Linked DNA regions of Homo sapiens: region 2 is linked to region 1. The links are chromatin loops, found by intact Hi-C in ENCODE. Cell type or tissue: B cell. All regions are shown on one strand. Each heading gives the region's core, and the rest is flanking DNA. Links, peaks and the distances in the headings are about the cores only.

What was found. A loop is a pair of places that touch in the nucleus more often than their neighbours do. Peaks named below come from ENCODE experiments on the same cell type or tissue, not always from the same donor. Only the 100,000 strongest peaks of a DNase experiment are listed, where the experiment ranks them.
Region 2: a loop joins it to region 1, with 11 times the contacts of the local background. A loop is called at or near these places in 36 of 110 quality-filtered maps.

What each region holds. Positions count from the first base shown.
Region 1 is chr6:41,419,067-41,435,042 of GRCh38, forward strand. No RefSeq gene overlaps it. Among named protein-coding and RNA genes, the nearest start is that of LINC01276, 75 kb to the right of the region's middle. RefSeq lists enhancers at 5,289-5,508, 7,531-7,610, 10,071-10,570 and silencers at 8,530-9,229, 9,260-9,329, 10,230-10,289. In B cell, for the core only: no CTCF peak of the experiment used is centred there; DNase peaks (open chromatin) are centred at 7,465 and 8,585; H3K4me3 peaks cover 1,788 bases; H3K27ac peaks cover 1,497 bases.
Region 2 is chr6:41,523,484-41,533,316 of GRCh38, forward strand. FOXP4-AS1 (FOXP4 antisense RNA 1) reads right to left here. Exons shown (of 2, transcript NR_126415.1): 2 at 412-742. Among named protein-coding and RNA genes, the nearest start is that of FOXP4, 18 kb to the right of the region's middle. RefSeq lists enhancers at 8,169-8,739, 8,494-8,853, 8,740-9,308. In B cell, for the core only: no CTCF peak of the experiment used is centred there; a DNase peak (open chromatin) is centred at 8,568; H3K4me3 peaks cover 1,114 bases; H3K27ac peaks cover 1,797 bases.

The sequences.
Region 1 (15,976 bases), core at 6,484-8,983:
ACCAGTTACCTAGCACACTGCTAGGCATACGGGTTAGAAATAAAAATAGCACCAGTTAACATGTGAGTGCTTACTAGGTGCCAGGTACTGTTCTAAGCACTTTCCATGGATTGATGTACTTATTCCTCATAGATGGGAAAATTAGAAAGGTTAAGTAATTTTCTTGTTCATGGTCACACAGACTGTGGTAAGTTAAAAATTACTACAAATTTTTGGTCATTCTCCCACTGAGAGGTAAAGTTTATTTCCTTTTCCCTTGACTACTTCACTAATAGAATGTTGCAGATGTGAGGCTATGCCACTTTGGGCCTAAGCCCTAAGTCAACCTGGAAGCTTCCACTTTTGTGCATCTTGGAGCTCTGAGATGCTATGTACAAAGTCTGGTTAGCCAACTGGAAAGACCATGTGGAGAAGAGAGGCCCTGAGGATGCCTGGAGAGCAACAGGTCCAGCCATCCCAGCATCTCAATCAGTCCTCCGCTGACTGCAGCCCCAGCCTCCATCAGGCTGAAACTCTAAGAAAGACCTGCAGAAGAATCACCCAGCTGAGCCCAGCCAGCCCACAGTCCTAGGAAAGATAGTACGATGGTTGTTTTAAGCCACTGTGTTTTGGGGTGTTTTTTTTTACATAGCAATAGAACACTAAAAACGGGCAGGTCCTGTTATTTTCCCCATTTTTCAGAGGAGGAGGAAATAGATGGAGGGCTATAAATGTTATGTGATTACTTTCCCAAGGTTGTGTAGCTTTTTAATTAGCAAGTGGCAGCTGAGGCTAGGGCCTAGGTCTGGGAAACTCAGAGCCTGAGGAAAATGAGTTGTTGCAACAGTTAACCCTCAGTTAGTTGCTGAAGGCAACAGGTTGTCATCGACTAGGTGTCTGGAAATAGCCCTTGACCAGTAGCGCAACTCATTTTATTCCTGAACCTCAGTGCCCTGCTGTACACTATGAGAGGAAGCGGAGAGCAGCTGCTTCCCAATTGTACACTGGGAGTCCAGGGCAGGGGGGTTGCAGTGGATGAGGTGGGACCAAGAAGGCAGGAGTCTAGTAGCTGCCTCCCACCCCCCACAACACCCGCCACCACCACTGTTGATCTGATTTCTCTATGGAACATTTACAGAAGATTTTCTTTGAAAAATGCATTGTGGTTGCAAAACTACTGGACCAGATAATTTCTAAGGCCCCTGCTAGCCCTGACATTTCAGGATTCCATGAATGAATGATGGGAATGAATGGATGGGTGGATGATCAAACTGCTATGGTTCCCGTCTCTGGATGAATAATGTGGAAGTACAGAGAGAGGGAATGAATCCATGAAGCACGGAGTGGCTTGGAATGTGGGGGAGTTCTGGAACTTGGCAACAGAAGGGCCGGGAGGAGGCTGCTAGCAATGGCTACGGGGATGAGAAGGGATGGAGAAGGGTAGGCTTGGGAGGTAGAGCTGGGGAGGCAGCCTGGGGTGCCTGCACTCACCATGAGAAGCCAGTGTGGCATCAAGGGTTAAGCACACATGCTTTGGGGCTAGCAGGCATGTGTTTAAATGTCAGCTCTATTGGCCGGGCACAGTGGCTCATGCCTGTAATCCCAGCATTTTGGGAGGCCAAGGCGGGCAGATCACGAGGTCAGGAGATAGAGACCATCCTGGCCAAAATGGTGAAACCCCGTCTCTACTAAAACTACAAAAATTAGCTGGGTGTGGTGGCGCATGCCCATAATCCCAGCTACTCAGGAGGCTGAGGCAGGAGAATCGCTTGAACCAGGGAGTTGGAGGTTGCAGTGAGCTGAGACTGCGCCACTGCACTCCAGCCTGGTGACAGAGCAAGACTCCATCTCAAAAAAAAAAAAAAAAAAAAATTCAGCTCTGCCCTTTACTAGGTATTGACCTGTGAACCGTATTAAACCTCTCTGAGCCTCAGCTTTCTCACCTGTAAGATAGAAATCATGAAACACCTAGCTCATAAGACTGGCATGGGATAAATGAGATAGATCAGGTGAAAAGCATAACCCAGTGCTTGGCACCTAGTGAGTACTTCATAAATGGTAGCTGTGCCTCCTTTTGGAAGATCTTGATGGCCTGGGTTAGCCGAAGCCCCAGTAGCATAGCTAACCTCAAGAAGCCCAGAAAGGTGCCCTCCACTTGTCTCCTGGTAAAGGTGCAACATGGTATGTGTTTGGGGAAGGCAGGTGGGAGGGATAAAGCAGAGCCTGAGGCAGGTGGGGTTTAGGGTGTCATGCAGAGAGATACTAGGAACATATGGCAGGTACCCAGATACTGCCAGGCCTCCCAAGAGCTGGAAACTGAGCAATCGGCTGGAAGTGGGAGAGAGCTGACCAAGCTAATTGGGCAATGTGAATGAGCTCTCTCAGTGGGCTGTTTCTCTTGAAAAGGCTGAGGATAAATCTGGGAGGCTTGGGTGCCATCCCACCCTAAGCTATACCATGAGAGAGTCATCCCTTTGGCTTGTGATGTTTCCCAATGCAAGGCAAATACAGTCTAGGAAGGATTTAACAGCTCATAGAAATTGCGATTAGACCTACAAATGACACAGGACAGGGCTCTCGGGTCAGAGAGACAGTGTTCTGCAGTAGCTGCAAACTTTGAAGCCAGTCAACTGGGGTTCAAACCCTGATTCTGCCATTAACCAGTTGCATGGCTATTGAGCCTGTCTGTGCTAAGTGCTGCGGAAGTAGTCATGGTTCCTGATTTCACGGCATCAGCAGTCTAGCTGGAGAGTCAGAGACTCAGAAAAGGTTGGCAGACCCCTTGGGTGGCGGGTAACACACCCATTCACATCAGAGAGTCAGTACTTGAGCTGGAGCCAAGGAGGATGTTAGTGCAGGTTCTCAGAGAGGTCTCCATTGACCAGGACATGCCAGGCTGGGTTTGGAGAGATTAAGGGGAAAGCATTTAGAGAGAGGAGAGTCTGGAGACAGGAACACAAATAGCCTGTCTCACCAGAGCAGGGAGTGGGGTTATGGGGTGGGAGTTAAGGTAGAGGGGCCTTAGGGAGCCAAGAACCTTGAATAAAGATGGAGAAGTTTGAAGCTCCCAGCTACATCCACTCCCTCTGGGCAGAGGCAGGAGTAAAGGACACAAAGATCACTAAGGAGGACAATGGGACTCACAGGTGCCTCTGCTGAGGCTGCGTCCACTCTGATAACCCCTGCCAGCTGCCCCAGCATCCCTGGGTCCCCAGGGTCAGGCCATTACAGGGCGAGATTTATCACAGGCAGGTGTGCTCCAAGACGGTATATTATCCAGGATTATGAACTGTAACAGGATAATCTCTCTAATGTAATTCAAGCTCTCGACATGGCTTATGGCTCCTTAATGTACCTCAGACTGAAGAATTACAAGAACATTCTCCCCCCCAGCTCCCCATGTCCCCTCCCTCCCTTCCCTGTCAACCCCTAAATGATTTAGGCAATTGCCTGAAGCCAGATCTTGGCATTTAGTCATAATTCAGTGCAGTTCAGTAAACATGACCGGCAAGGAGCTTTGCCTGCCTGTCCCTCTCCTACAAAGGCCTCTCCTTCCTCTTCCACCCAAATCCAGCCCCCAGGGACAGGCTGAGTGCAGGACAATCCATGACACTCAGTACCCTGGGACCCCCCCCCAAGAGACACTCTAGGTACCAAGGCTTGAGCTGCCAGGTTTGGCCTTGGCTTTCCCAATAATCCAGCACGATACTGCCCTGATGGCATCACCGTCTAGATGGAGAGGATAACCCCAGAGCAACAGAATAATGTCACAGCCCTGAGCATCTGAGGCTCCTAAGATCCTAAGATGCTCCAATTCTGTGAATCCATCTTGTAAACTCATGCCCCTTTGGGAAAACAGTGAAATCTTCTGCAAGCTGCACCAACAGAATGTTTTACCAAGTTTTACTTTCTATAGTTTTTCCCTTCCTGCAAAACAAAACAAAATCTTCTCCAGGGAGCTGTGCCCCTGCAACTAAAAAACTGATCTAACCCAATCTCTTTCACCATACAGGTAATGATCTTGTAACCCAGACAGAAGGGTCTTTCCTAACAATAACATTTACTGAGCAGTTACTATGTGCCAGGCATTTTCCTACATACTTTATGTGATTCATTCATTTAATGCATCCAAAAATCCTTTGAGTAGGTACTATGATTCCCCATTTTACTGATAAGAAAACTGAGGCTCCAAGAGGTGCAGTCAAGGTCACAGATATATTAAGTGGGAAGCTGGCACATGAGCCCAGGTAGCCTGGCTCCAGAGCCTGTGTTCCCAACCACTGCTCTACAACAACTGCAGGGTCACACTTGAAGTTAAGCACTTGAACCTAAGCACCAGAACCCAGTTCCAGGATTTCCTCCACCTACTGAGCACCCTGCTGATATATCAAGGGGATAGGACAATAAGATTTACTCCTGGCTCCTAGACAACATCAGCGTATTTTCATAGTGGTCCCAAGCTCCCCAGGGTGATCAGAAGACCAGGCCTCCCATCAGCCAGCCAGTGGAGGCTATTTGGAAGCCCCTCAGCTCAACTGAGGCAAGTAGTCTCTTCCCCTGCCCACCCCATCATTGCACCCTCTTCTGCTGCTACATTCTTTGTGGTCATGCCCGACTTCCCCGCTTGCCTTAAATAGAGAGCCAGAGGCCCCTCCAGGCTGCCAGGATCCAAGGAAGGCAGGATGAATCTCCCGCACAGTGGGAAGCAACCTCAGATTGGGAAGAGTTCCTCCCAAAGTCAACTCAATAAAACAAAGAAGTCTTATGGATAGGTGATTGAGTACATATTGAGTGCCTTCTGTATGCACTACATTGGTCTTTCCCTAATATTCTTTCTGATCTTGAGCAAATCACTTGGTCCTTTGGTAGCTCATTGTTGTCATCTCTGAAATGGCTAATACTAGCAGTGAGGAGTAAATTATAAGATGCAGGTGAAAAAAAGAAACTTTATAAGGCACTCTTACTTGCAATTGTAACACCACATACACACACACACACACACACACACACACACACACGCATCCCTCTGATTGAGTTGGTCATTTTGGATCTCTAAGTAGGACTGGATTTAGTTGTGTGCCCACCCTCACCCCTGCACCCATACCCCAGTAAGAAGAGAAAAATCCAGGTGAATTGTCTATCTTTAACCTCTGCCTCTGAAATAGGTTAGATCTGAAGTTATACCAGCCTCTCCGGATGCTGTCTTTGACATTTGGGAATCTTCGTCCTGGGAGAAAATACTGCATAGTCAGAGGCCCTCAGGGGATGCTGCCAGATGTAGAGGGAATTTGTCATCTATACTGTTTGCTCATTGACTTGTATAAATGCCTATGGTACTTGGGGTAAAGAAACCAGCACAGGAGTGTGTAGATTCCTGAGTTACAGTCCTGCCTCTAACCTCCCTTTCCCTGAACCTCAGCTTCTCATCTGTAAAACGGGGTGTGAGGAGGCAGTCCCAGGTCCCTCCCAGTCTAGCATTTCTTTGCAGGTTTGCTCTGCCCCTTTCCTAAGTCTTCAGACTCTCTCTCTTCTGGCCTCTTCCTGCTTCCTTTCTGTGCTGTTTAGCTGACCATCTCTAGGCTCAGTAGGTGCAGAGACCTGTTATTCCAGGAAATGCCACGAGGGGGAGCCTTCATTTGGATGCCTGGGGTCAGAAAGGAAGCCAATTTCAAGTATAAGGCTGGGGAAAAATAAAATTCAGTCAGTCCCAAGGGACCCCATCAACAGCCAGGCGAAAATAGGAGGGAGAGGGCTCTAAGCTACAAAGACCATACTCTAAGTTCTCAAAGGACTGTGATCTTGATGTATATGTTCATTCTTGTTTCTCAGTCATACACTTTAAGTATGTATGGTGGGATTATCTCATTTGACACTCAGTCTAATTCGTGAGTCCTGTAGGGCAGGTGAAATTATCTATGACCTTTACAGGTGAGACAGCCTAGTCTCTGAGAGATCCTAGGCTCACCTAGGGACACACAGCCAACATGGGGCAGAGCTGTTGATGGCCCAGGTCTTACTCTACATGTCCCCGCCCCCCGCCCCCCATGGATTTGCCCCAGGCTGAGCACACCAGGGATCTTGAGGGACACTTCTTGAATGAGTGAAGAATGAATGAATGTATGAATGAATGAACGAATGAATATGTGGGCCCTCTGGGCCTCCCTGGAGTAAGCCTTCTCTGCCATGCATTGCTCCACTCCAACACAGAGCTAACTGACAGCTTTGTGCCATTGTCTACCTCTCCCTCTCACCTTCTCACAATGTTCATCCCTTACCATGAGACTCAAAGCTGAGGGGGACTTTCAATGGGTCCAATTCACTTGCACAGGTGAGGAAAGTAAGGCTCAGGAAGGGAAAGTGACTAGCTCATTCCTACAACAAATACTTACTGAGTGCCTATTTGTGTGAAGCCCTGTTCTAAGGGCTGAGACTTTTTGTAAGCCTCTGTCTTCACAGCACCTCCAATCTAACAGAAGGAGATACACAAATCATCAGGTAAATATGCAGCAGGTTAGATGATGACAAGCGCAACTAAGAAAAACAGAGCAGGGCAAGGGAGGTGGAGAGCCTGGTGTGTGCATTGGGGTGGGACATTGGTCAGAGAAAGCCTCAGCAGAGAGGAGACCATTGTAGGAATCTGGAGGGAACAGCAAGTGCAAAGGTCCTGAGGCAGGAGTGTGCTGTCCTGCCCAGGGAACATCTAGGAGGCAGGTATGGCTGGAGTAGAGTGATGAGGAGGAGGTGAAGGGTGACAAGAAGGGGCAGAGGGGTGATCAGATCACTAGGGTTTTGTAAGGAACATTTTCTCTGAGTGAGATATACTGCTATTGGAGGTTTTGAGCAGAATAGGGACATGATCTGACTTTAGTTTTAAAGGGACAACCCTGGCTACTCTGTTGAGAACAGACTAAGAGGGAGAAGGGAGGCAGAGAGACAAGCTAGGAGGTGTTGCACTACTCTAGCAGGAGACGATGGTGGCTTGGAACAGTGAGCTCAGTGAGGAGGTGGTGAAGAGTAGCAAATTCTGGACATATTTTGAAGACAAAATAAACAAGATTTGCTAAGGCATTTGGATGAATGATGACAGAAAAAGAGAGGAGTTGAGAATAACTCCAAGATTTTCTTCCCCAGCAACTGGGAAGATGAAGCTGCCCTTTTCTGAGATGGAGAAGACTGACAGGTGGGGGACCGGGGTGGAGATCAGGATTTCCAAGTAGAACAAGTTGAGTTTGAGATGCCTGCTAGATATCCAGGTGAAGTAGGAAACTGGATTTATGGATCTGCAGGTCAGGAGCAAGATTAATAGTAGAGCTAAGAGAACAAAACCAAAATCTCACATCTCTCGACTCCCAACAGAGTTCTTTTCACAGTACGTAGAGTACTCTCCCGTGGGCTGGAGAATTTAAATACCTGCGCTCAAAACCTAAAACGCAAAGAGGAAATACGGTAACCCTGAGCGCACTACCCTAGCCCTAGCTCTAGCTCTAGCTCTAGCTCTACCAGCGCCAGAGCTGGAGGAGGTCAGAGGAGAGGGGCCGTACTGGAGGGGGCTGGCTATCTTGGGGAAGTTGGGTGAGGCCCGAGGGGGCCAAGGGCTCAGCATGCAACTGGGCCGGAGTGGGGGCTGCTGGGCTTAGGAGCGGATCTCCACCGAGGTCTGGGTTTCTTCTCTCGCAACGGTCTTGACTGTTTCCTTGAGCCACCGTCAGATATTTATTTAACCTCGCAGTTCAGCCTCCTGGGGGCCTGCAGGGAAGGGATGGAGGCAGGGCGGAGAAAGCTGGGGGAGAAGGGGAGCGAAAGAGGAAACATTTTCCTTTCCATGCGCAGGCCGAGCTCACGCATAGAGTCCCACCCAGGGCCCCCAGTCTTCTGGGGGCCAGCAGCCCCTTGGATTCCAAGTGTCAACGTGAGAATTCAGGAACCACGACAGTCTACCCATCTCTATTTAAGAACGGAGAAACCGAGGGGAGAGGTAACTCGCCCAAGGTCCCACGGCGAGTCCAGGGCGGCGCTAGACTCCCAGTCTCTGGGGTCTCTCCTCCATTCTAGCCCGTCAGATGAGCACCGGAGACCCTGTAGTGTCGGGGCTGGAGTCAGAGGACCTGAATTTTGTGCGAAGCCACAACATTTACCAGGCTTGTCATTGGGCTAGACACTTTGCCTCTCTGTGCCTCAGTTTCCTTGTCTGTAAAGGGCATCGCTCTTGCCCCTACCTTCCTTGGCTTGTTGCTGGACAAATAATGTTTTTTAAAAAAGCAATACCACCTGCCAATTGCTGAGCCCCAGTGAGCCTGGCACTGTCCTGGGCGCATCGTCCAAGACCTCCGTGTTCTCCCGGCTTTGTAAATCCCGCCGCTTCTCCAGCCAGTGAGAATGGGGGCTAAAGGGAGGGGTGGGGGGTGAGGCCAGAACCTGGCTGTCTAGCCAGAAAGAAGCCCCTCAGCGCAAAGCGGGGGCGCCTACCCCCAGGCCTAGGGGTCGGTGTCGGGGGCACTGGGAGAGGGGAAGCTGGGGGGTACGGGAGCGGAAGTCCCTGCTGGGAGGCCCAACTTCCCCTTCGCCCCTCCCCCCGGCCTGCCCCGGGGCAGGTGAAGAGGGGACCGGGCTCCGCTCCAGGTGGCGGGGCAGCGACGGGGGTGGGGAAAGGCCCGGCAACAATAGCACTTTTATTTGGGACTGTTTGGTTCTGAGCGGGTGGGCGGAGGAGGAGGCGGCCGACCCGGCTGCCAGGGAGGGGGCTGGTCAGCGGCATCTGGCTACACACCTGCTCCCGCTTAACCCTGTGCGCGCTGGGGCAGGGTGCGCAGCGCAGGGGCAGGGGGAGCGGGGGCGTTGGCAGCCAGCGCCGGGAGCGACGCAGGCTGCGTGCGGCCAGCCTCGGGGGCCCCGGGCCAGGTCTGGCGGTCTCGGAGAGAGCAAGAATGGGGCTCCCTAGTGGAGATCTGTCGAGGGGCACCACCAGGGCTAGCACTGTACCGCTACCGCTGGTGGTGGCTCTCGACCTGCGCTGGCCCCTTAGGGCTCCCTGGTCGGCCTCCAGCGCGCCAGGGCGGCTCGGGCGGGAGAGGGAAGGCGAGGGGTGGCTCCGGGGCCTCGGCGCTGACTCCCCGCCGCCTTCGGGGCGTTCCGGGAAGCCGGCCTTCCGGAGGCGGCGCGGCGGCCACGGCCATGCCAAGGGCGCGGGGCGCGGGCCAGGCCCAGCGGGCGGCCGCCAGGCGGGGGAGCTAACGCTGGGCGCGCCCTCGCGCACTAAACGCTTCCTGGCTGGCCCTGCAGGTGAGCCGGGATGCCCAGCACACCGGACCCTGGGCCTGGGCCTCGCCGACGCTCCTTGCCAGTCCGGCGCCCGGGAGGCCTAGCCCTCAGCTGCACCTGCCCGCGGAGGGACCCCCGCCCCCTCTACCCCACACCCCCACCCCAGGGCTGGCGCGCTTGCCTGCCGCACAATCGGAGCTTGTTTGTGGGCGGAGGAGCCGCGCCGGGTGCGGCGGCCCCGCGCCAGCCCACTGATCCCATAAAATATTATTTGTGTTTAAAAATTCCAGTAATTGGCTATGCAGCCGCTTTTTCCGAGCCCTGTGCCAAGCGCAGTAAAATCGCAGTCCGGCTGGGGTTATTTTCATCATGCAAATTCCCATTTCTGTAAACAGGGTTAAAGCCCCTGGAAGGGGCCGGGCTAGAACCAGAGGAGGAAAGCAGAGGGACAGATGTGTTCTCAGACTCTGGGAGTTGCTCAAACCCGGCCTCCGCTCCTGTGATCACCCGGCTGATTAGGGAGTGTTATTCAGATAATTCACCCAAACGCTTTCCCTTGCAGACCAGTGCCTGGACTCTACTGGTAAAATCTTTCCTTTCCTTAACTTTCTTCTCTTTCCCCATCCGATTATCTTACACCATTAAATCATGGAAATAAAATTCTTATCGCCTCCGTTATCACAGGAGCAAACTGAGGCCCAGAGAGGGGAAGAGACTTGCCTTAGGTCACACAGCAACTTTGTGCTGGAGCCCAGGCTAGGTTGCCTAACTGCGCAGCCATCGGCACTGGTGCAGGGCTTGGAAGAGGAGGATGCTGGAGCAGGTCCCAGTGCAGCTAGGGCAGCAGAAGGTCCCAGCTCTGGGCTCTGGGATGCTGTGGACACCCACCATAAGTCTTCCCCTGGGGGAAGACTCCCTCCCCCTCCAAACATACCCACTTCCTGTCCCTGCAGCCGCCTGGAAAGGAGGAGGAGGGAGTCCCTGCCAGAGCCTTGGAAACCCTGAGTAATGGACAGGGGAGCCTCTGCCCTGCTCCACCCAGTGATGGCTGCTGTCTGCGGCAGGGAGCCACTAAGAAGAGGAACCACACACGTGGGAGGCACAGATTTTTTAAATAGAGGCAGAACTGGAGCCCAGATTCTGAAGCTGAAAGGAGAGCTGGGGCTCCCAAAAGAGTAAATAATAATATATTATTTGTAACATAATATAGTACTACAAATAATATATTATTTCTGAATTGTATTGAGTACCTAGTATGTGCCAGACACTACTTCACAATTTGTCTCATTTGACTCCCACAAGCCTAGGAAGTTGGGCATAATATTATAAATATTATACCCACTTTCCAGATTGACGATACTGAGGCTCCAGGAGATTACGTTCCTTGCCCAAGATTGAATTTCTCCAGGGATTTCTGTGAATGAAAGACCACTAGGTTTCCTTCTGTCCCTCAACGACCTCAGGTTTTCCTACCAGCCAAGCCTCCTTCCTCCCTCCACGTCCCCCTGCAGTCCTGTGTGCAGGCCACTTTCTTGCCCTTGTTCCTCCTCCCTCCTATACTCAATCTTCCCTCTCCCCTCTCCCTCTTCAAACCACAGGCTCTCCAGCCCCTGCGGCTGAGGGATCTCTTGCTAGACAAGCCTCTTGTGATGCTGCACTCCACCACCCACAACGGTGGCGAGAAGGAAAGCAGCAGCAACAATAACAAAAACAGCTTCTTTTTCTCAATGAGGTTGTGTGCTTAGTAGTGCCTCCTCCGTGCCCATCCAAAGACACACACACACCCCGAAAACAGAGTCCAGGTTGTGCTTCAGTAGAAGGAAGGCATCTCCAGGGGCCTGGGATTCTTTCACAGCCAAGTGGGCGGCTGTGTGGGGCACTGAGTTTCCCGTCACTGCCAGTGTCCCAGCACAGCCTGGAGACTCCCAGCCCATGGTGCTGCCAATGAAATTCCTGTAGCCTCTTGCTCAGAAATCCATTTCAATCCTAAGACTCCAGGATTCCAGCTACACTACCGTATAAATACAGGGCCTCATTGTAATCAAATTGAATTCGGTTATTGTGTAAGTTTCGTGTCAATCTCTAAATAGAAATGCCTTCAAGGTGGCTGGTATCAAGGGGAGAAGGAGAAAGCACCCTCAACTGGGCCCAGTAGGAGGACAGCTTCCTGGGAGGGGGAAAAATACACCATGGGAATGGGGAGTGGGAGGAAGGGGGCTACTTATTGAGAAAGAGAAAATGGCAGTGTCTGGTGAATTCTAAAGGGCACTTGCTGCCAAAGACTCTAGTGTGAATTGTAAGAGAAAGCCAGTACCCAGAGTCCCAAAGCAAGCAACCCTAGAGGTCTCACCTCTCCTTTAGGGCTTCTCTCAGCCATCTGGATTTCCTACCTTCAGTCTTCCTTACTGCTTACTGCTTAAGTGGGGCCCTGAGTGTGTCATGCTCAGGTGAGAGGCCCTCCCCTTAAAGCACTGCAGAGAGTCACTGCCAGGGCCTGGACATAGGTTTTGGGGCCCCGGGGTATATGCCAGATGCCCCTTCCTGCCCATTCCCTGACTAACTCCAGATCCCAACACCTTTCCAGAGTCCGTCATAAGGATTTTAAAGTGGGCAACCGCCTCATCCCTCAGGGAAGGAAAGAGCCCCCCAGACGAGCTGAGGGCTCTGTCTGCAAGACCATCTGTGGCACAGAGGATCTAGGGGACAGTTGGGTGCAGAAACTTCCAGAGAGTTCACCCAGGGTGAAGCCACAATGGCTCCCTGGGGTGTGTGACTCACATGTATGATGTTACAGTGGGATTGGGAGGTGTGGCCAGCACCCTTGAGCTCATATTCTTTTGGACTTTGAAGGATGTAGATGGGTACTTCTTCCCTCACAGCTGTCTTTCCCGTGCTATCACCCCAGAGAGGGTAGGATGAAATGGGGTGGGTCCCATGACCTTTTGTCCATTTGGAAAGTGAATTTAGAGATCCTTCTCAAGGACAGGCACAATCAGAGATGACCGCAAGTCCCAACCTGTAAGGAAATACCAGTTAGAGAGAAAGATATACAGTAAAAAACCCACTGTGGTACATTAAAGATTTCAGGGCCGGGCATGGTGGCTCACGCCTGTAATCCCAGCACTTTGGGAGGCCAAGTCGGGCGGATCACCTGAGGTCAGGAGTTCGAGACCAGCCTCAACATGGAGAAACCCCGTCTCTACTAAAAATACAAAAATTAGCCAGGCATGGTGGTGCATGCCTATAATCCCAGCTACTCAGGAGGTTGAGGCAGGAGAATTGCTTGAACCTGGGAGGCAGAGGTTGCAGTGAGCTGAGATCGTGCCATTGCACTCCAGCCTGGGCAACAAGAGCGAAACTCCATCTCAAAAATAAATAAATAAATAAATAAGATTTCAATCAGCATACTTTACATGCCAGGTACAAATATGAGCTCACGACCATCAGAAAGGAGCGAGGGGCTAGGAGGACCTAAGCAAGGAATGTTTCAAGGTGAAGAACGGTTAAGGCTTTGAGAGGGCTTTGCATAACTGGCAGAATTTTTATCAGGCAGAGAGGGGGCTGGCAAAGTATTCTGGATGGTGGGAACAGCATTCAAACAGCCTGGAATACACAGACCTAAAACAGGAACCTGGGACGAGAGGACTAACTGGGAGAGGTGAGAGGAGATGGGGGGTTTCTGACATCTTCCCCAAACCCAGGAGCTTCTCTCAATCCTGGTTCCCCTTCCTGGTCTGAGGGTCCCCTCTCTTCTCTCCATTTTTTTTTCTTTAAGAGGAACGTTGGGTGAGCTCCACCTCCAAACCTGTGTGTGAGACCCCATCAGCAGAGGACATCTGTGGCAAAGAGGAGGTGGAGGAGGAAGCAGGGTGTATGTTCTTGCCTTCGGCCTCCTTTGCTGTCTCTCCATCTCTGATCCCCACCCTGGTGTCCCTGTCTCCTCTCTGCCTCTCTCTCTCTCTCTCTCTCTCTCTCTCTCTCTCCAGATTCCTCTGTCATTGCCTCTTCTCTCTCCCAGTCCACTCTGATCCAAATATCCCTTCACCTTTGCTCAGGAACAAGGCACTCCTCCAAGTGCCCAGGCAGGAGTCGGTATGGGGGGCTGGTGGCCTGGCCCAAGTCCTCCAGGGAGCAGGCCCCGAGGTGGGAAGAATATTTCTCCCTTCCCCCCATCTCTGGGCCCTCCCTCTGTGAGTACAGCCTGAGGACAAAGGTGATGCTCCACCCCCCTGGCCCACCCCAGCCTCCTGCCCCACCCCAGCCTCCTGCTCCACCCCTCAAGACTTCCCCTCCTTGTCATCCAAAGAAAAGCCCACCACTTTGGGGGACCAGCCTCGGAGGAAGCCTCAGTCAGCTTCCTGTGTGAAGATCCCCAAGGTAGAGCAGAAGCTTCCTCCCAAGGCCAGGACCCAGGCCTCCCCTAAAGGATCCAGCACCTTCCAGGCCCAGCAACAGCTGGCCCCAATGACAATTTGGCCTCCGATTATTATCAAAACCCCCTCCGAGAGCTCACCTCTCAAAGAGCGACATGCACCCTCTGCCAAGGAGGCCTCCTGCTCCCCAGGTGCATGTGACCACCCCTTACCCCACTTTTCTTCAAAATAAATATTTTTGTTAGATCAGCAATAGTCTACCTTTTTCTTCTGCCCTGAGAAAGAGAGAGGAAAGACACAATCTCAGGCACTTTCAGCTGTACTATTGCATTTAATCTTCACAATAGCCCTAAAAGATTGAAAATATGTCAAGTTTTGTAGATGAGGAAACTGAAGTTCAGAGGAGTTAAGTTACTTGCCGAGGTGGCAGAGCAATGATTTGATCTCAGAGCTGAGTCTAAAGCTCACGTCCCCTTTGCTGAGCCCTATAATGATATCATCCTGCAGGCAGATCAATGACAATACAGTGGACAAGAGACAGGGCACTTACAAGACCTTGAATCTATCACTCAAGGCGCCCGTTATATCTGTCAGTTTTCCTTTTTTTTTTTTTTTTTTTTTTTGAGGTGGACTATGGCTCTTGTCACCCAGGCTGGAGTGCAGTGGCACAATCTCAGCTCACTGCAGCCTCCGCCTCCCATGTTCAAGTGATTCTCCTGCCTCAGCCTCCCAAGTAACTGGGATTACAGGCACCCGCCACCACGCCCAGCTAATTTTTGTATTTTTAGCAGAGACAGGGTTTCACCATGTTGGCCAGGCTGGTCTCGAACTCCTGACCTCAGGTGATCCGCCCAGTTCGGCCTCCCAAAGCGCTGGGATTACAAGCATGAGCCACCGCACCCAGACAACTTTCCTTTGATTGAAGACTTGGGGCCACTTCTCCCCATGTCTCCACCCTGAGACTTTATTCTGCCCCCTCTTCCCCTTACCATGCTGCTCAAGCCAAGACTACCAAATCCACACGCACCTCCTGCCCCGAATTCTCCTGCCCAAGTTATGTATCATGCAATTTAGATGTTTTTCTCCCCTAATAATTTATATCACCTCATTCAAAATTTGGTCCATAACCAATATCAAGGCAGAGACTTAATTTGAATCCTATGTTTTATGACACAATGGAAAAGTTGGGCCCGGCGTGGTGGCTCACGCCTGTAATCCCAGCACTTTGGGAAGCTGAGATGGGTCGATCACCTGAGGTCAAGAGTTTGAGACCAGCCTGGGCAACATGGTGAAACCCCATCTCTACGAAAAATACAAAAATTAGCTGGGCGTGATGCTGCATGCCTGTAATCCCAGCTACTCGGGAGGCTGAGGCAGGAGAATCACTTGAACCTAGGAGGTAGAAGTTGCAGTGAGCCGAGATGGTGCCACTGCACTCCAACCTGGGCAATAGAGCGAGACTCGGTCTCAAAAAAGAAAGAAAGAAAGACAGAAAATGTGAACACTGACTGGATATTTGTGGATATTAAACACTTAATTTTTTTTTTTTTTTTTGAGACCAACTCCTGCTCTGTCACTAGGCTGGAGTGCAGTGGCGCCATCTCAGCTCACCGCAATCTCCACCTACTGGGTTCGAGCGATTCTCCTGCCTCAGCCTCCCGAGTAGTTGGGATTATAGGCATGCGCCACCACGCCCAGCTAATTTTTGTATTTTTAGTAGAAATGGGGTCTCACCGTGTTGGCCAGGATGGTCTTGATCTCCTGACCTCGTGATCCACCCGCCTTGGCCTCCCAAAGTGCTGAGATTACAGGTGTGAGCCACCACGCCTGGCCAAGACTTAATTTTTTAATAATAAACCTTTTCTTAGAAGAGTTTTTGGTTTACAAAAAAAATTGAGAAAATAGTACAGAGAGTTCCCATATACCCCCTGTACCTAGTGTCCTCTATTATTAACATCTTATATTGGGATAGTACATTCATTAGAATTAATAAACCAGTATTGATACATTACTATTGTTACTATTATTATTAAAGTAAAGATGTGGGAGTCTCGCCATGTTGCCCAGGCTGGTCTTGAACTCCTGGCCTCAAGCCATCTTCTGACCTCAGCCTACCAAAGTGCTGGGATTACAGGCATGAGCCACCATGGTTGGCCTGATACATTAACTAAAACCCCCCAGTGAATTCATATTTCCTTAGTTTTCACCTAATGTTCTTTTCTAATTCCAGGACCTCCTTCAGGATGCCACATTTAATCGTCATGTCTCCTTATGCCCCTCCCCCCTCCGCTTCCTGTGACAGTTTCTTAGGCCTCCGTTGTTTTTGATGACCTTGACAGTTTCAAGGAGTACTGATCAGGTATTTT
Region 2 (9,833 bases), core at 7,185-9,684, 110 kb after region 1:
CCCCGGGAGAACACCCCTACACATGCACTCATTCCTTTGTTTAACACATTGCCTTAGAGCACTCATCACCTGCCCTGCACTGTACTAGGCACTAAAGGGGGACCCGCGATGGGGCAGCAGCCCCCTCTGCAAAGAGCTGGAGCACTCGTTGGCAAAACAAAGCACTTACATGTGAAAGGTGAATAAATATCCAAGCCTCCTCCATCCCCTGCATCATCCCCAGACCCTATCAGAGGGGCAACACGCTGACCCTTGTCCCCACCTGCCCTGAAGGAGGCTGGCAGCTAGACCTTTCAGGTCTAGCAGCCACACTTCCACTCTCCCCACCCTGGGGAGACCCTGGCAAGAGTTGGGGAGTCACTCACCCACAACAAACAGTTAAAAGGAAGAAAGCAGGTCTGGCGATATCAATGCACTTTGATAACAATAAACTCTGCTTTTAATTTATGCTAATGTGTAGGGCTGTGGTGACAGTAAGAACTAAATTACAGAGTGGCTTTCGAGCTGGTAATTATCCCTCCATTTTTCGCTGCTCTGGAAGATGGACACACAATTATGCTCTCTTGCTGTATATTAATACAGATTCTTGACATCTTCAGCAGACCTGGAGCTGTCATCGAGCTTTTTGTCTCCTTTAATTGAAAATTAATGGTTACTAGGTTGCCACGGAAACAGAGGCCACGGACGCCAATGGCGCTCACGTCTCACCGCGGGACTGGCGGCGTCAGGAGTCCGGAATGACCTTGAAAGTTAAAAGAAAAAAAAAAAAACTTAAAAAAGAAGGGGAGAGGAGGGGAGAGGAGGAGAGGAGGGGAGGGGGACAGGAGGGTGGGGGGGGTGTTCATGTCAGAACTGAGAGAGAGACAGAGAAAGAGGAGAAGGAAAGGAGTGAAAAGGGGGAAGAGGGAGAGAAAAGAGAGGAAAAGAAGAGATTAAAAATTGAAAAGAAGAGAAGAAATTCCAGGAGGTTGGGAGTGTGGATGCTGGTGAGGGGAAATTAAGTTAGTAAGTTTTACCTCTCAGCTTTTGCCTCTTACCTCTCGTGCTGTTGCTCACTTTCTCTCTCTCTCTCTCCATCTCTCTCTCCCTTTCTCTCTTTTTTAAAGACCCACTGAAACACTGGGACCTGGGTCCCCACTTCAAAATCCATGATTCTACAAATCTGTTTCAGTCAGAACGTCAGCATCTGCTGAGAGCCCCCATGAGGAAGGGACAAAGGCTCCTTTGGTGCCATGAGAGGTGGCAGGCAGAGCAGGGGCAGGGGTGAGGTGTGCCACGTGGGCACTTCTCAGGAGCCAAGCAGGCTGTGCTGTCAAAAGTGGGGGCCACGGAGGAGGCCACTGTATGGGGAGCTGGGAGCTGCCGCAACATTGTCCAGCAGACACGGGCAGGTGAGAGGGCTCTGTCTGCTGGGCCTTCAGCTTGAAAACACAACAAAAGAACTCAAGAGTCAGAGATCGGGGGCGGAGGGGGGAAGGGGATGAGGGGGGAGGGTCCAGGCAAGGAAGATAAGAGATACAGGAGGGCCATTCAGTGAGCCTCTGGGATGGCCAGTGGCTCTGTGCTTGGGAAGGTGTTTTCCTAGGAGAAGTTAGCAGGTCCAGCATAGAGGCACTGGGGACCCCTGAGTGTTCTAGCAGGAAAGGTGGGCTCTTTCCTCATCTATCCACCTTCCCAATTCCTCAGCCGAGGGCACATGCTCTAGAAAAGCAACTCAATTCAACCATTATTGGATGCCTACAGTGAACCAGCAGCCAAGCTAGACTTTGGGGTCACAACAAACCAGACACAGATCCTGCCTAGAAAGCCTCAAAATCGAAGCCGGGAGTAGACAGACATGAATAGACAATTGGAAAGTTAGCGACCCCCTCGAAGATTTCTCTGCAAGGATGTTCACCTCAGTATTATTTATAATGGCAAAAATCTAGAAATGGATGGATGACCAACAGGTGATGACTGATAAAATGATATGCCTTATGCCCAAAGACAGAGCACTATACAGTCATTTTAAATTATGTTGGAGAAGAATATGTCATGACCTGGGGAAAAAGTTATCAATATTTTATTTAATAAAAATATTAGTTGACAAAATGGTGATGTATTCATGATTCCATGATCTTGTTTCTGAACTTTTAAAGACATGTGTACATTAAACATGTAACAAAAAGTTACATATATGTGTATGTAAATGTGTGAGTGCGTGTGAGTGTATATTTGTGAATATGTGTGTGTGAATGTGTGTGTCCATGTGAGTGTGTGTAAATGTGTGTTTGAGAGTCAGCTTAAAAAAAACTAGGAGATACACTAAAGTCGTACCATGGTTATCTCTGGGTGGGAAGATTATGGCTGATCTTTATTTCCTTTTTTATGCTTTTCTGTATTTTCCTTTTTTTTTTTTTTTTTTTTTTTTGAGATGGAGTCTCACTCTGTCACCTAGGCTGGAGTGCAGTGGCTGGATCTTGGCTCACTGCAACCTCTGCCACCCAGGTTCAAGCGATTCTCCTGCTCAGCCTCCCGAGTAGCTGGGATTACAGGCACCTGCCACCACGCCTGGCTAATTTTTATAGCTTTAGCAAAGACGGGGTTTCACCATCTTGGCCAGGCTAGTTTTGAACTCCTGACCTCATGATCCACGCGCCTCAGCCTCCCAAAGTGCTGGGATTACAGGCATGAGCCACCATGCCTGGCCTGTATTTTCCATTTTTTTAAACAATAAATATACATAACTTCTATTAACAGAACAAAAAGAAAAGAAAAGGTGTTTTTAAAATTCTAGAACCAGGCCCCTAGAGATAAAATCCCCAATAAGGTGCTCCTCACACACTTCTGCAGGGACTGGGCCTCCTTGCCTAAGGCTTTCCCCCACAAATCAGACCCAGCAAAGCTTTTCCCCAATTACCAGAACCCCATCCTAGGTTCTCATTCCCCTCCCCCTACAACACTCTCCCCATCCCCAGCCTGCTGGCCAGGGTGTCCAGAGATAGGGACACCCAAGCAGGGCTGCAGGGTGGGCCAGGGGAGCAGGCCCTGCAGCCTGGGATGTGGATGCCAGGAACTCCTTCTCTTTGGTTCCCAGGTGGACCTTTAAGGTAGCACCACTGCCTTCAGCATCATATTTGGACTCACATGCAGGCCACCAGCTATCAAGGGCTAGGAAAGGGTCTCTCATTCACTGGGGCCCCAGTAGCTGGCTGGACCTCAGCAACTCTTTGCTAAGCTGAATATCAACAGTGGATAGTTATGGAGTAACTGCTCATCATTACAACTCTAAGGTACATATTACTATCTCATTTCACAGACCCTGCAGCTAAGGTCCAGAGAGGCTAATTGACTGGCTCCAAGGCACATAGATGATCAGTCACAGAGCTGGAACCCAACCCCAGGGATGATCTGCCTCCAGGTTTGTACTCTCTGTGCCTGTTTCTTCCCTTGCCAGGTCCAGAAAACCCAGGTACAAGTGGAGTCTCCCTGAATGGCTAGGGTTTCTAGAATAGACTCCATTCTGGGAAGGTCACCATGAAAAACTGCATCTTTTCATGGTCTTGGCACCCCTGGCTTGCCCTTGGCAGGGCTGGAAGAGTTACCCCTAGTTAAAGTGGGAACTTTGGAGAAAGCCTGGCTGGGATGAGGGCTTCTAGAAAATGCATCCTCTCTGCCTCTCACCAGATACATCCTTAACTCACTCACCTGGCAAATGGGAGCTCTGTTCCATACCCCTAATTCACTTCTCTACCCCTGCCCAGTCTCAGCTTCCAAAATCAGATTTCCACACCCCTTCCCCCAGGAAGCTTTCAGCCAAGTCACTTCAAATTGCCACACTTATTCCTGTACTCTGCCTCAATAATAAATAAAGCTACCCTATGGCGTATGTCTTCTGTCCTCCATGGCAGGCCCTATGCCAAGCACTTCGCACGTGTCCACTCCCTCTATCTTCCTGACAAGTTTATGAGGAGGTGCTATGATTTTATCCCACTGAGGCATAGAAAGTTAGCCAGCTTGCCCAATGTGACATAGCAAATCAGTGGCAGAGCCAAAAGGTGACCCCTTGCAGTCTGAAACCAGAAGCCACGTTCTTCACTACCACACCAATGGCAATGCAAGGATATGAGGTTTCACTAGAATTGTGGTGCACTGGATGACCTGGAAATCAGTAGCCCATTTGGCTGGACTCTTGTGACATGTCAATGATGAGGCAGGTTGGGGTAATGGTCTTTCCCCAGAACAGGGGATCTTGCATGTGTAGACAGGTGGAAACAGGCTCACCTCCTCTCTGGAGGTAGACTGCATCTGCTTCATTGAGCTGGGAGCCTCTCAGGGCAAGGTCAATTGTGTTCTCACTGGTCCTGCCACCCACACTCAGGACATGAGGGAGGGTTCCGGGGTGGGGGTCGGGGGGCGACTGGCTGCTCCACTGGCTGGCAGACCAGCTATAGGGACAGGTATAGGGGAAGGGTCCCAGGTAAGGGCCATCTGTGCCTCTGCCCCATCCCTGGCTGAGCCCCAAGACCCAGAGGAGGCCTGACTTTCTCTTCCCTCCACCTCCCTCCACCCCCATACCAGCCCTTCTCCACCTCCCCCCTGTCCTTCCCTCCACCTCCCCACCTCATCCCTGCCCACTTCCCTCCCCGCCCAGTTTCCCAGAGCCAGAACAAACAAGAAGACAAACCCAGCCGCAGCGGCAGCGGTGGCAGCGAGGGGAGCAGGGAACTTGCCTTCATTTCCCTGGCTTCCCTGATCCCGACCTTAATCCCCGCTCAGCATCCTGTCAGCCGGGTTGTTCTCAAGCTGACATTGCTGCAGGCGCCTTCTTGGCAGCCTTTCCTCAGATCTGCCTCCTCCGGGGACTTCTAAAGAGGAGCCTGAGGTTTCTCTGTTACAGCCGGCTTCACTTGCTGCCCTCAAGCAAAGCCTGGGCTCCCAGGGGGCCGTAGGGAGCGGGGGCTGAGCGGGGGCAGTGCCAGGCCTGACGTTTGGGAAGAAGAGAGGAGAATGGAGGTGGCTGGACCCCAGAGGCTTCCACAGTGGGGGTCAGGCCTGGAGCAGGAGCCCAACCAGTGCTGTGGGTCTGCTCAAAGCAGGGAGGGACTTGCTCAGGTGTGCAGGCCTAAGAAACTCAGGGGAAACTGAGGCTGGAGCCCAGAGAATTCAGGCTGGCGCTAGTTCTGGCTGTAGAGGAAGCCAAGTGGTCTGCAAGTTTCTGAGCCTGCAGGGAGATCACAGCTCAGAGTGGGTTTGGAGAGAGGGGCAGCTGGAGCCTGCACTGTGTGTGAAAGAAAACACAGACATACACATTCATCAGTGGACGTGCTGAACACCTGCTGGGTCCTGGGAGCCAGACGGGAAAAGCAGCCTGGTGAGAGGGATGCGGGTGAGCTCCCCAACAGACAGACCCCAGTCCCCACTCTGCCGTGGGGTCGCTGTGTGGCCTCAGACCGGTCACTTGGCTTTTCTGAAGCCCATTTTTCTCATCTATAAGGTGTGTGGTGGGTAGGGGGAGGTCATCAGGGAAAGCATCCTTGCAGGATCGATGTGAAGTTTAGAGTCAGCGTGTGCAGAGCACCTGGGGTTGAGGATGATTTTTACCATTCATGTCACTGTCCACAGGGACATTAGTCTGGAGCTTTGTCTGGGTTTTCACAAGTGGAACTCTGTGTGGAGGGGAGTCGCATGAGGGCACGCGTGTGTGCAAGTAAGCAAGTGAGTGTCCATGTGGGAGTCTGGGCAGGACTCCCATGAAGCTGCCACACATCTGAAATCAGGCTCAGCCCACAGCCTGAACAAACATCTGGGACCATAGGTCTGGCCAGCTCTGCCGTCCCCATACACCCCCACCCTCCAGTTGTGATACACCCATTCTGCCAAGGGGATAGGGATGTAAGAGGCTCCTGGAAGCCCAGGAAAGGTGCTCCTTAAGCTCCCCCACCTCTTTCAGCCCCCCTCCGGGGACTCCCTCAGAGCCATAAGTGCTCCAGGGACTGAATTGGAAGGGAGTGCCTGAGACCCCAGGTGCTCAGCTTCTTGGGAGAGAGCTCAGGGTGCAAGCTGGGTGGGCTGTATGAGAGTCCATAGGGTCCCAAAGGCAGAGGGGTTGAGTGAGTGGCAGAGAGGGTGCCTCTCCATCCACCTCTCCATTCCAGAGTGGGAGGGAGGGAGTCCTGGAGAGGGGGCTATAAAGCAGGATCTGGATTCAGTCCCTCTACCTCCCTAATAGGGCCTCTCCCTGGATCAGTAAAAAAACAAAAGCACCAGCTCTTCCTGTTGCCAGGGTTGATGTAGCCGGGTGGCCTTAGGCAAGTGACTAAACCTCTCTGACCCTTGCTGTCCTCATCAGTAAAATGGGAATAGTATTGCCTGTCGGTGTTGCGGTGCAGTGAAAAACAAAGCAGTACATGCAAAGCACAATGCCTGGCATGTGGTAGATGCTCCAAGGTGTGCACAACATCCCAGCTGACACAAAGTTTTGACTCGGGCTGTGGCGGGTATGTCTGTATGAGCATTACTTGGTAATAAGAAATAGAATGTTGACAGCGTTTTAGGTTCCAAAAATGGATATGAATGTCAAAAAGTCAAAGCAGCCAGGTAAAAATGTCGTGTAACAGCCAGGCATGGTGGCATGCACCTGTAGTCCCAGCTACTCGGAAGGCTGAGGCAGGAGAATCGCTTGAGCCCAGGAATTCGAGGCTGCAGTGCGCTATGATTTGATTGTGCCACTGCACTCCAGCCTGGGCCACATAGCAAGACCCTGTCTCTGAAAAACAAAAGCACAAAGCAAAACGAAAAGCATCATGTAACAGCTTGGCACATATAGGTATTGGTAAATTATATTTTCCTTCCTCTCTTCCTCCCTCCCTTCCTTTGGACCAAATAAATTTTATCATTCTCCAACCAAATCATTCTCACTCTTTGGGGGAAGTCAAATTCCCTCCTGACCTAACCATGATGCTTGCATCTCATCTTTATGCGTTGGGCAGGGGGGTTGCCTCCAGGGCCCACATAGGGCACTGTTGTCTCCCAGTCTTTGGGAAACCACCAGTCCAAGAACTCTCAGGAACTTGCTAACCATGCTGATTCCTGCCCCCCACCCCCCCGACCTGCTGAATCAACGCCAGGAAAGGAGCCTGGGGATCCGCATTTAATAAGCTCCCCTGTGAATCTGACACCCACTAAATTAGAAAACCGCCTCCTTAGCACTTTTTCTCTTTTGCCCTTGGCCCATATGTGCTCTTGTTTGTCAGACCGTGTTTAAAGTCCTTGTCTTGGGAAGGTGGCTGCTTCACCCCGCAGCCAGGAGATTCCTGTGGGATGCTCCCTGCAAGAACCCCGAGGTCACTGGGCAGGATTCTGCCCTGCACCTTAATCCCATGGCACCTGTATATATTCATCCCCCACAGTCTGCAGGAGTTGGGGGCTTCTGGGCCCATTTTCCATAGTGGATGCTATATTCCTCAAAGGTCAGAACCTCTGGGTCCCCCCAGCAGGTGGCCTGGGATACAACCAGGGCTCCATGTCAAACAAAGACATTGTCTCCCTGCCCTGGCACTCAAAAAGACAGGCTCAGGTGGGGGCAGGTGCCCTTCCAGCTTCCCAAGAGCCTCCCTGCACTGGGGGTTGGGGAGCAGGGCAGCCTTCTGCTGCTTCTTCCTTCCCTGGCTTGTCACCCAAAGGAGGCTCACCTTAATGTTTAGGAAAGGGTGGAGAAGGGGACACTTCTCAGACCTCTGATGACTCACCATTCCCCAAATTCCAACCCCCACACCCTTATAACTACTCCCATCACCTTAGAATGAGTGAGGGCAACCAGAACTTTACCAAGGGAGGCATCCTTGGGAGGAGGAGGCAGTGGGGTGTGTGAGGCTCTTCTGGACTCAGAGGCCTGAGTGTGAAGTTCTGGCTCCTCATCAGCCAGTTGCACAGACCATGGCAAGCCCTCCTCCAGTTCTCTCACCTGGGAAGCAGCCATTAAAAGTTGTGAGGCCTCAGAGAGACCACGGGGATGAAAGTGCTAAGTGAACATGAGGTATGGATCTTTTTTTTTCTTATTTTATAGAATTAATCCTTTTGCATCCTCCCCCAACAACAGGTGCAGGCTACCTAGGAAGACCCTGTCCAACTGCCTCCTTTCTGGGAGTCCAGCCTCAAGCTGTCTGGCTCTTAAAACAAGCCCATCTGTCTGGGAGGTTTCAGAGGCAGCTGGGAGGGGCCCCCAACCACCCCAGCCCATTCCAAATAGGTGGAGTGGGAGAACCTGGTTCTGAGGCAGCCTCTAGCCATGATGCCCACCCCGGGGATGTCAGGGGAGGCGAGGAGAGGAGGCACCAGGGGAAGAGGACTCTGGGAGCCAGATTCCGAAACTCCTATGGGCGTGAGATCAGAAACCCAAACCCTGCCCCCCACCTCCCCACCCCTTAAGCCACCGTCCGGAAAAAATAAACTATTTCCTGCAACCAGCTCCGAAACAAAGTCTGTGAATGCACAGTGACACATATTACATAAATAGAAGCCACAGAGGGGAAAAGCCTGTTTTCTCTTTCATTATTTATCACTCTCTAACCATCTCCAGCTGGGTGAGTAAACAGGCGCATTGGCCCATAATGAGGAACAGACTGCTGCCGTGGGGCTGCCGGAGGGGCGCGTGTGTGAGCATGAGAGTGTGTGGATGTTTCTGTCTGTCTGTCCCTGAGAGGGAAGCGTGGGAGCCTGAAAAGGCAGGCTTGTGGGGGCATCAGATTCCAGAGGACAAGGGGGGAGCCACCTGGTGCCCCCGCTGGAGTGGAACAGAGCCAGTCTGTTGCCTCCTTGCCATGAGGGTTGGTGCGGGAACTGGTGAGCTGGGCGGAGGAGTCAGAGGGGAGAGACTGTGTGGGTGGGAGAGGATGTGAGATGTATGAGCCAAGTGCGAGGCTGCAAATGTGCCGGGTCTCTGAGCATGACCTCCACAGGGTGGCCTCTGGGAGTGAGGCGGGGGCAGGAGGGTGTGCGAAGGGGTGTGACTGGAGGGGGTGTGTAGGGCTGTAAGACTGGGAAACTAAAGGAGTGTGTATGTGATGACCTCGCCATGTGTGTGTATGCGTGCATGTGGGGGGACCATGGGAGTGTCTGATCCTGAAAGTGTATATGGGAGTGTGTGATTTTTGTGACTATGGGATTGTGTGTTTTATATCTGTGTCACTATGGCAGTATGGCCTATGTATGTGAGATTTTATGGCTGTAGGTGGTATTTTGGGTTGAATTGTGCTCCTCCCCAAAAAAGATATATTGAAGTCCTAACCCCAGAACCTCCGAATATGATTTTATTTGGAACCAGTATCATTGCAGATGTAATCAGTTAGGATGAGTCCCTACTGGAATAGAGTGGCCCTCATGCATTATGACTAGTGTCCTTATAAGATGTCCATGTGAAGACACAGAGACAGATGGAGGCAGAGGCTGGAGTGATGCACCTCCAAACCGAAGAATACCTGGGGCTACCAGAAGCCAGCAAAGGCAAGGAAAGGCCCTTCCCCACAAGTCTCAGAAGGAACCTTGCTTTTGGACTTCTGGCCTCCAAAACTGATACAATAAATTCCTGTTGTTTTAAGCTACCCAGTGTGTGATACTTTGTTGTGGCAGTCCCAGGAAACTAATAGAGGTATGTATGAACATGTTGTGCATATGAATATGTTGTGCAAGCTTGAGAGTGCATGAAAAAATGTGAGAAGCCAGCTGGACGCGGTGGCTAACACCTGTAATCCTAGCACTTTGGGAGGCCAAGGCGGGCAGATCACCTGAGGTCAGGAGTTCGAGACTAGCCTGGCCAACATGGTGAAACCCTGTCTCTACTAAAAAAGTACAAA